Regions from separate parts of the Homo sapiens genome. Here region 2 is linked to region 1. Evidence: read pairs that join two places in POLR2A ChIA-PET (ENCODE). Cell type or tissue: B cell. All regions are shown on one strand. Region 1 overlaps TPGS1 (tubulin polyglutamylase complex subunit 1). Region 2 overlaps ABCA7 (ATP binding cassette subfamily A member 7).

Region 1 (5,000 bases):
GATAAGGTCCACTGACTACAGAGAGAAGACAGGCTGTTAACATTCTCTTTTAACTTGAGTGTAAGGGTGGGGGTCACACTTTGCAGCAACTTTAAGAGGATTTTAAAATTTCTATGACTACTACTATTAGGTTAGAGCTGATTTCACTAATTCCTTCTTCACTGGGGCCAGATGCCCCAGACAGATGCCTGCCGTTGATTCAAGACATTTACTGAGCACCTACTGTGGGCAGGGCAGTGTTCTGGGCACCAGGGCTATAACCAAGACGAACTTCCGGCCCTGGAGGGCAGGTGCTCACACTGGTGGGAGACATGAAGCTCACAGGGATGTGGGACAGCGAGTGAGACAGGATGACCACTAGGAAGAAAACAGGAGGAAAGGAGTTAGGGGTCAGGGGAGGCGACATTTGAGGAGAGACCTGGAGGAGACCAGGGAGGAGGTGAGGGAGATCTGGGGGAAGGCAGTGTCACGGCCCTTGCAGAGGCCCTGAGGCCGGTCCAGTTGGAGCTGGGAAGCCAGGGCTGGATGGGAGCTGCGGGGAGGAGAGGCCTGAGCTGGGTGGAGGCTGGGAGGGGGGAGGCCAGGCTGGGTGGGGGCTGGGAGGGGGGAGGCCAGGCTGGGTGGGGGCTGGCCAGGCTGGGTGGGGGCTGGGAGGATGGAGGCCAGGATGGGTGGGGGCTGGAAGGGGGGAGGCCCAGGCTGGGGGGTGCTGGGAGGACGGAGGCCAGGCTGGGTGGGGGCTGGGAGGGGGGAGGCCAGGATGGGTGGGGGCTGGGAGGAGGGAGGCCAGGCTGGGTGGGGGCTAGAAGGGGGGAGACCCAGGCTGGGGGGTGCTGGGAGGACGGAGGCCAGGCTGGGTGGGGGCTGGGAGGGGGGAGGCCAGGCTGGGGGGTGCTGGGAGGAGGAGGCCGAGGCTGGGTAGGGGCTGGGACGGGGGAGGCCAGGCTGGGTGGAGGCGGGGATGAGGGAGACCCAGGTTGGGAGGAGGAGGCCGAGGCTGGGGGTGCTGGTGGGGAGGGGAGGCCCGGGCTGGGCGGTGCTGGGAGGAGGGAGGCCAGGCTGGGTGGGGGCTGGGAGGAGGAGGCCCAGGCTGGGTAGAGGCTGGGAGGAGGGAGATCCAGGTTGGGAGGAGGCCCAGGCTGGGTAGAGGCTGGGAGGAGGGAGATCCAGGTTGGGAGGAGGCCGAGGCTGGGGGTGCTGGTGGGGAGGGGAGGCCCAGGCTGAGGGGGTGCTGGGAGGAGGAAGGCCTGGCTGGGTGGGTGCTGGGAGGAGGGAGCCCCGGGCTGGGGGGTGCTGGGAGGAAGGAGGCCAGGCTGGGTGGGAGCTGGGAGGAGGGAGGCCCAGGCTGGGAGTGCTGGTGGGGTGGGGAGGGGAGGCCCAGGTTGAGTAGGGGCTGGGAAGAGGGAGGCCCCGGCTGGGTAGGGGCTGGGAGGAGGGAGGCCAGGCTGGGTGGGAGCTGGGAGGAGGGGAGGTCCAGGCTGGGTAGGGGCTGGGAGGAGGGAGGCCCAGGCTGGGAGTGCTGGTGGGGTGGGGAGGGGAGGCCCAGGTTGAGTAGGGGCTGGGAAGAGGGAGGCCCGGGCTGGGTAGGGGCTGGGAGGAGGGAGGCCTGGGCTTGGGATACTGGGGGGAGGAGAGGCCAGGGCTGGGAGGGGGCTGAGAGGAGGAGGCCTGGGCTGGAGATGCTGGGGGAGGAGAGGCCCAGGCTGGGGATGCTTGGGGGAGGGAGGCCTGGGCTGGGAGGGGACTGGGAGGAGGGAGGCCTGGGCTGGGGATGCTGGGGGGAGGAGAGGCCCGGGCTGGGGATGCTTGGGGGAGGAGAGGCCCGGGCTGGGGATGCTGCGGGGAGGAGAGGCCCTAGCTGGGAGAAGGGAGGCGGGGGCTCAAGAGAGGAGCTTCAGGGATAGAGGGTGAGGAGGAGGGGAGGCCGGGGATGGGGGGTAGGAGGAGAGGGGAGGCCAGGGCTGGCTGGGGGGTCGGGGAGGCTAGGGCATAGGCCTGGCGAGGAGGGGAGGCTGGGGCTGGGTGGGCGCGCGGTCTCTGCCGGCCCCCAACGTCCCCGTCTCCGCAGGGCCGCCTTCAACAACAACGTGAGCGTGGCCTACGAGTGCCTGAGCGCCGGCGGGCGCAGGAAGAGGCCGGGGCTGGACGGGCGCACCTACAGCGAGCTGCTCAGGCGCATCTGCCGGGACGGCCAAGCCCCCGAGGAGGTGGTGGCGCCGCTGCTGCGCAAGGTGCAGTGCCGTGACCACGAGGCGGTGCCGCTGAGCGTCTTCCGCGCGGGCACACTCACCTGCTTCGTGCTGCTGGAGTTCGTGGCGCGCGCCGGCGCGCTCTTCCAGCTGCTGGAGGACTCGGCCGCCGCCGTGGCCGACCGCCGCGTGGGCCAGGCCGTGCTGGACACCCTGGAGGGCGCGCTGCAGGCCAGCGACGCCGCCGCGCCCGCGCGCTTCCTGGAGGCCGGCTCGCGCTTGGGGCCCGACAGCCTGGCGCTGGCGCTGGACCGCGCCGTCGGGGGGCGGCGGCCCAGCGCGCCCATGACCCGCGAGGAGTTTCTGGAGAGGGCCGCCGCGCTCTTCATCGCGAAGGTCAAGCCGGTGGGCTGAGGCCCGTGGGCCGCGCGGATCCGGGATCTGCGCTGGGGGGTCCCCGCGTGCGGGGCGCGCGGAGCCTTCCCTTCGCCCTGGTGAGGCCCTGCCATAACCAGGCGCCCAGCCCTGCGGAGGAGGCCGGGGCTCCCAGGAAGCGGACGCCCGGTCCCCACACAGCGCCGCGGCCGCCCCTCCACCCCCGCGGGAGCCCCTGCCCCACGCTAATAAAATGTGTTGCGAGGCTGACGCTGGTGTGTATGCGAGCGCCCGCCTCCCAGCCCCGGTGCCCGCAGAAGACGCTTTTCCCCAGCAGGTCACCCACGGCCCCGGAACCGCGGCGACTGGAGGCTGGATTCGAGGCCGGAAACGCCGGGACCCCTGGACCCGGCCTGGTGGGAGCAGCGGAGGGGGACGCCCCACGGGGCCCTGCGGAGCCTGAAGCCGGAGAGCAGGCGGCTCTTCTGGAACGCAGGGCCCGGGCCCTCCAGCCCCGCCCGGCCCAGGTATCCTCCCTGAGCCTCAGTCTCCCCAGATGTCAAATGAAGAGGCCAGCTGGGCAGATGGTAGTGACATTGGTGAGACAACAGCCCTAACACTTCCCAGGAACTGAAGTGCCTCATGTGATTGATTCCCAGGCCCAGGCAGCGGAGGTTACACCCTCAGCAAGGGCTCAGCTGGGATCTGCGCCCGGCCTGCTCCAGAACGCAGCCCACTCGCCACCGGTGGGGAGGGTCGTCCGGTATCCCCCAGTGCCCACCACCACCAACCAGAATCACTTCTCAGACTGCAAGAGCGAATCCAGCCGGGCGTGGTGGCTCACACCTGTAACCCCAGCACTTTGGGAGGCTAAGGCGGCGGATCACTTGAGGTCAGGAGTTCAAGATCAGCCTGACCAACATGGTGAAACCCTGTCTCTACTAAAAATACGAAAAAAAAAAAAAGCTGGGCTGTGGTGGCAGGCGCCTGTAATCCCAGCTACTCAGGAGGCTGAGGCAGGAGAATAACTTGAACCCAGGAGGCAGAAGTGGCAGTGAGCCGAGATTGAGCCACTGCACTCCAATCTGTGCGACAGAGTGAGACCCTGTCTCAAAAACAAAACAACAACAACAAAAAAAAAACAGGCCAGACGCAGTGGCCCACGCCTGTCATCCCAGCACTTTGGGAGGCAGAGGCAGGTGGATAACGAGGTCAGGAGATGGAGACCATCCTGGCTAACATGGTGAAACCTTGTCTCTACTAAAAATACAAAAAATGAGCCGGGCGTGGTGGCGGGCACCTGTAGTCCCAGCTACTCTGGAGGCTGAGGCAGGAGAATGGCGTGCACCGAGGAGGCGGAGCTTGCAGTGAGCCGAGATCGCGCCACTGCACTCCAGCCTGGGTGACAGAGCGAGACTCCGTCTCAAAAAAATAAAAAAATAAAAAGTGAATCCAGAACTCCAGCTCCAGTTGCTGGCAGGTGACTTCACTCCCTTGGCCTCAGTGTCTCCTGTTAAATGGGAGTCCCCACAGCCTGTTCTGGTGGAGGGGGTCCAATCGGACATAGAGAACACTCAAGCCTTGTTTCTCCCCTGCTGTCACCGCCACATCACAGTCATCCACACAGAAAAGACTTCTGTGACCACATGTGGGAGCGTTTTTTCCCACACACCAACCAGCAGACGCCAGCCGGGTGTCCTCTTAATTCAGCTCTGACGCCTTCTACCCAGAGATAGTGTCAGATCCCACAGGCCGAGGGCTCAGTCCCCGAGCCTCTCCCTCTTCAGACACCAGTTGCGAATCTGGGCTTCCAGGACTTCGGTCTGGCCGGGTTCAAGTTGGGGTTCCCAGCACCCCTTTGGGTTCAATTAATTTGCTGGAGCAGCTCACTGAACTCGGAAACACTTGTGTTTCCTGGTTTACTATAAAGGATGTGGCAAAGATAGCAGAAGAAGGGACCACAGGTGAGGTACGTGTAGGGTGGGGATTGGAGTGCCATGAGGATGCACAGGGCACCATCTCAGAGCTTCCAGGCATCTCCACATGTTCAGCTCTTGGAAGCTCCCCAGAACCCAGTTCTCTAGGGTTTCGTGGTTTTTTGTTTGTTTGTTCATTTTTGAGACGGAGTCTTGCTCTGCCACCCAGGCTGGAGTGCAGTGGCGCAATCTCGGCTCACTGCAACCTCCCCCTCCTGAGTTCAAGCGATTCTTCTGGCTCAGCCTCCTGAGTACCTGGGATTACAGGCGCCCACCACCACACCTGGCTAACTTTTGTATTTTTAGTAGAGACGGGGTTTCACCACGTTGGCCAGGCTGGTCTCAAGCTCCTGACCTCAGGTGATCCACCCACCTCAGCCTCCCAAAGTGCTGGGATTACAGGCGTGAGCCACCACACGCGGCCTAGGGATTTTATGGAAGCTTCATGATGTCAGCATTA
Region 2 (5,000 bases), 540 kb after region 1:
TTCTTCAGGTGGGTGCAGAAGGAAGGGGCTGGTGGCAGGAAGACTAGGGACCTGGGGGTACAGCCCTGACCCTACATCTCCCCTCACACACAGTGAGGACGCCCCAGGGGACCCTGGACGTGCCCGGCTGCTCGAGGCGCTGCTGCAGGAGGCAGGACTGGAGGAGCCCCCAGTGCAGCATAGCTCCCACAGGTGAGGCGTCTTGTTGGCCTGGACCTTTCCCCTCTCTGGCCTCAGTTTTCCCATCTGGTCCCTGGCCAGGGAGCCTCAGGGGGCACCTGGAGCATCCCCTGTGCCCACCTGGGAGCTGGGAGCCTCTGTGGCTCCAGGAACCCCCAGAAGCTGGGTGCCCACAGACCTTCACCTTGACCCTGCAGCGCCCTTGAGTGTGCACAGCCCATTGTCTGCAGGTTCTCGGCACCAGAAGTTCCTGCTGAAGTGGCCAAGGTCTTGGCCAGTGGCAACTGGACCCCAGAGTCTCCATCCCCAGCCTGCCAGTGTAGCCGGCCCGGTGCCCGGCGCCTGCTGCCCGACTGCCCGGCTGCAGCTGGTGGTCCCCCTCCGCCCCAGGCAGTGACCGGCTCTGGGGAAGTGGTTCAGAACCTGACAGGCCGGAACCTGTCTGACTTCCTGGTCAAGACCTACCCGCGCCTGGTGCGCCAGGGGTGAGCCATGCCCTGGGACTCAGTTTCCCTGGCTATAGCATGGGTCCTTGGGTTGCTGGGGCTGGTGTGGTCCTGGAGGAGGAAGTGGAGGGGTTGGATGCCCAGCTTGGGGCTACGGGCTGGGAGTCTCGCGTACCTTCCTTTCCTCTTTTTTTTTTTTTTTTTTTTTGAGATGGAGTCTCCCTCTGTTGCCCAGGCTGGAGTGCAGAGGTGTGATCTCAGCTCATTGCAACCTCCACCTCCCAGTTTCAAGCGATTCTCCTCCCTCAGCCTCCCGAGTAGCTGGGATTACAGGCACGCACCACCACTCCCGACTAATTTTTGTATTTTTAGTAGAGATGGGGTTTCACCGTGTTGCCAGGCTGGTCTCGAACTCCTGACCTCAGGTGATCCACCCGCCTTGGCCTCCCAAAGTGTTGGGATTACAGGCAGGAGCCACCGCGCCCGGCTTTCTTTCCTGTTTTTGTCCACCCTTGACTCTGTGCTCCCCTCTCACCATCTCTCTCTCTGTCCCACATCCCTGTCTGCCTGTGTCTCTGTCCATCTCTCCCACAGCCTGAAGACTAAGAAGTGGGTGAATGAGGTCAGGTGAGGAGGGGTCTAGCTTGGGGTCCCCTGCCCCAGTTCCACTCCCATGCCCTCTGCCTGCCCCCTGGGAGCTCTCCCGGCCCCCCCGGCCCTCAGCTCCCCTTCCCTGCCTGCATGGCCCCACAGATACGGAGGCTTCTCGCTGGGGGGCCGAGACCCAGGCCTGCCCTCGGGCCAAGAGTTGGGCCGCTCAGTGGAGGAGTTGTGGGCGCTGCTGAGTCCCCTGCCTGGCGGGGCCCTCGACCGTGTCCTGAAAAACCTCACAGCCTGGGCTCACAGCCTGGATGCTCAGGACAGTCTCAAGGTGGGAACTGGGGGGGCAGGTGGGCGTCCTGTCACAGCAAGGTCCAACCCCATTGCTCTGACCCTATGACCTTGACCCCCACCCAGATCTGGTTCAACAACAAAGGCTGGCACTCCATGGTGGCCTTTGTCAACCGAGCCAGCAACGCAATCCTCCGTGCTCACCTGCCCCCAGGCCCGGCCCGCCACGCCCACAGCATCACCACACTCAACCACCCCTTGAACCTCACCAAGGAGCAGCTGTCTGAGGGTGCACTGTGAGTCCCTCCACCCTGCATGTCCTACCCTGCACGTCCTACCCTGCCTCCATTTCTCTGTCGTTTGGGGTGGTGGGAGCTGGATTTGAACCCTGACACACTCTTGCTTTATAAATGGGGGATAGAAACTGTTCCTCTGCTCCCTAAGCCAGGGAAATGGGACCTCCTCAGACTCAGCGGGCCCCAGCCTCCCCCACACATCCTCATCCCACCAACCTTTATCCTGCCTGAGACCTGTACAACCTCTGCTGCCAAATCCCAGGCACCCTCATCCCTAAATTGCCCCTGCCATCTCTGCCACTGCTGACTGCCCCATAGACCTTTGTCCCATCAATGGCGTGTTCAGCTCTGCTCTGAGCAACCCATGCACCCTCACCCTACAACAGCTCTCATGTCTTCACCTCCAGGATGGCCTCCTCGGTGGACGTCCTCGTCTCCATCTGTGTGGTCTTTGCCATGTCCTTTGTCCCGGCCAGCTTCACTCTTGTCCTCATTGAGGAGCGAGTCACCCGAGCCAAGCACCTGCAGCTCATGGGGGGCCTGTCCCCCACCCTCTACTGGCTTGGCAACTTTCTCTGGGACATGGTGCGGGGGCTGCTTGGACGGGTGGGGGCCCAGCCACTGCTTGCCACTGCCCTGTCTGGCCCCTTGTAGGCAGGGGCTTGTCCAAGATGGCCTGGGTAAAGTCTTGAGGATTGTGGGAGACTTTGTGCCTTCCTACTCAAAAAGCAAGGAGGTCAGGGTGGGAACAGGGCTGAGGGTGGCAGTGCCCACCTCTTTAGGCTGATAAAGGTAACTGCCATCTCCAATGCAGTGTAACTACTTGGTGCCAGCATGCATCGTGGTGCTCATCTTTCTGGCCTTCCAGCAGAGGGCATATGTGGCCCCTGCCAACCTGCCTGCTCTCCTGCTGTTGCTACTACTGTATGGGTGAGGCCCCCAGTCCCTCAGGGCCTATTCTTACTGACCCCTTACTGCCTTCCACATTAATGCTGCTGAGATAGAACTCTGCAGTGACTCCCAAGGAGAGGATATGGAGGTCTGAGGTGATGCCGTGTGTGATCCAATTCAGTGGTGTGCCAAGGTGGCCTTAAAAGCTCATCTTATCCTGACTCATATTAGTAGAGTTCTAAGGCAGCCCATGCCTGTAATTCCAGTACTTTGGGAGGCCGAGGCAGGAGGACTGCTTGTGGCCAGGAGTTTGAGACCAGCCTGGGAAACATAGAGAGACCCACCTCTAAAAAAGAAAGAAAGAGAGAGAAAGAGAAAGAGAGAAAGAAAAAAAAAAAAACAGAAATGTGCTTTGGGTGAAAATGTCAAGGTCTAAGGCAGAGAAGATGGGAATGGAGATTTTTATTCCTCTCAGGGCTTCTCAGTCTGAGTGGTTACTCCAGTGACTCCTATTGTCCCTTCAGCTGGTCGATCACACCGCTCATGTACCCAGCCTCCTTCTTCTTCTCCGTGCCCAGCACAGCCTATGTGGTGCTCACCTGCATAAACCTCTTTATTGGCATCAATGGAAGCATGGCCACCTTTGTGCTTGAGCTCTTCTCTGATCAGGTGGGGCACCACGAGGCTGGGGCTTGGGCTGGGTTGGGTCGTTGGACTCAGCCCCTGACCAACATCCGTCTCCCACCCTTGAGCAGAAGCTGCAGGAGGTGAGCCGGATCTTGAAACAGGTCTTCCTTATCTTCCCCCACTTCTGCTTGGGCCGGGGGCTCATTGACATGGTGCGGAACCAGGCCATGGCTGATGCCTTTGAGCGCTTGGGTGAGAACTTCCTGTCAGGTGGGGCCATGGCTACAGATAGCTAGCACCCTTGGAGACCTAGAGTTAATTATACAGAGTGGAGAAAAACAGCCCCCCAGGGAGACAGCCAGGGTTCTTAGGTGGCCCTAAGGTTGGGCCAAGTTGGAGGTACAAGAAAGCAGCCATAAAAAGCTAATTCTTAGATTACATCACAAGAGGCCTCTTCTGTTTTCTATGCCAATTAGACTCCAGCTGAGTGGCCTATCCAATTTGTGTTCCTTTCCCTTAAGAATCCAGAGTGACATGGATGGAGAAAGGGCCAGAAACCAAGACTCTCATGGACCCAGTCCCTCCTTTCTATATCCACAGGAGACAGGCAGTTCCAGTCACCCCTGCGCTGGGAGGTGGTCGGCAAGAACCTCTTGGCCATGGTGATACAGGGGCCCCTCTTCCTTCTCTTCACACTACTGCTGCAGCACCGAAGCCAACTCCTGCCACAGTTAGTGAGGTCTATGGAGAGGGTGGCAGGGGCCAAGGACCTACTTTAAGCCCACAGATATTCTGTCCCCAGGCCCAGGGTGAGGTCTCTGCCACTCCTGGGAGAGGAGGACGAGGATGTAGCCCGTGAACGGGAGCGGGTGGTCCAAGGAGCCACCCAGGGGGATGTGTTGGTGCTGAGGAACTTGACCAAGGTAGGTGTGGTCAGGTCGACTGCTGGGTGGGGGGTGCTCCCACTGGCCCACTCACCTTTCTGAAAGACCTGCACTCTCCCAGGTATACCGTGGGCAGAGGATGCCAGCTGTTGACCGCTTGTGCCTGGGGATTCCCCCTGGTGAGGTGAGTCCAGGGGTGGAGGCCAGGTGCAGGGACAGTGAGTGGCTGCCCTACTGCATGCCCTGCCCATCATCCTTTACTGAACACCTACTGTGTATCCACCACCTTTTATTGGGCACCTACTGTATGCCAATATTTGTGCTCCTATTTTTATTTTATTATATTATTATTTATTTATTTATTTATTTATTTATTTATTTGAGATGGAGTCTCACTCTGTCTCCCAGGCTGGAGTGCAGTGGTGGGATCTCAGCTCACTGCAAGCTCCACCTCCCGGGTTCATGCCATTCTCCTGCCTCAGCCTCCCGAGTAGCTGGGACTGCAGGCGCCCACCACCACGCCCGGCTAATTTTTTTGTATTTTTAGCAGAGACGGGGTTTCACCGTGTTAGCCAGGATGGTCTCCATCTCCTGACCTCGTGATCCACCCGCCTCAGCCTCCCAGAGTGCTGGGATTACAAGCGTGAGCCACCACACCTGCCCTATTTTATCTTTTTTTAGAGACGGAGTCTCACTCTGTCGCCCAGGCTGGAGTGCAGTGGTGAGATCTCGGCTCACTACAAGCTCCACCTCCCGGGTTCACACCATTTTCCTGCCTCAGCCTC

What was found. Peaks named below come from ENCODE experiments on the same cell type or tissue, not always from the same donor. Only the 100,000 strongest peaks of a DNase experiment are listed, where the experiment ranks them.
Region 2: POLR2A ChIA-PET joins it to region 1 with 6 read pairs; 1 of 35 experiments calls an interaction of 5 or more read pairs at or near these places.

What each region holds. Positions count from the first base shown.
Region 1 is chr19:516,821-521,820 of GRCh38, forward strand. It overlaps TPGS1 (tubulin polyglutamylase complex subunit 1), which reads left to right. Exons shown (of 2, transcript NM_033513.3): 2 at 2,069-2,834. The coding sequence ends at 2,603. Among named protein-coding and RNA genes, the nearest start is that of MADCAM1-AS1, 11 kb to the left of the region's middle. RefSeq lists an enhancer at 1,638-2,544. In B cell, no CTCF peak of the experiment used is centred here; a DNase peak (open chromatin) is centred at 2,234.
Region 2 is chr19:1,054,687-1,059,686 of GRCh38, forward strand. It overlaps ABCA7 (ATP binding cassette subfamily A member 7), which reads left to right. Exons shown (of 47, transcript NM_019112.4): 28 at 1-8; 29 at 94-192; 30 at 411-665; 31 at 1,221-1,253; 32 at 1,380-1,557; 33 at 1,644-1,813; 34 at 2,221-2,398; 35 at 2,628-2,743; 36 at 3,229-3,373; 37 at 3,460-3,583; 38 at 3,932-4,061; 39 at 4,134-4,254; 40 at 4,337-4,399. Among named protein-coding and RNA genes, the nearest start is that of ARHGAP45, 10 kb to the right of the region's middle. RefSeq lists an enhancer at 1,498-1,997. In B cell, no CTCF peak of the experiment used is centred here; DNase peaks (open chromatin) are centred at 2,825 and 3,480; H3K27ac peaks cover 392 bases.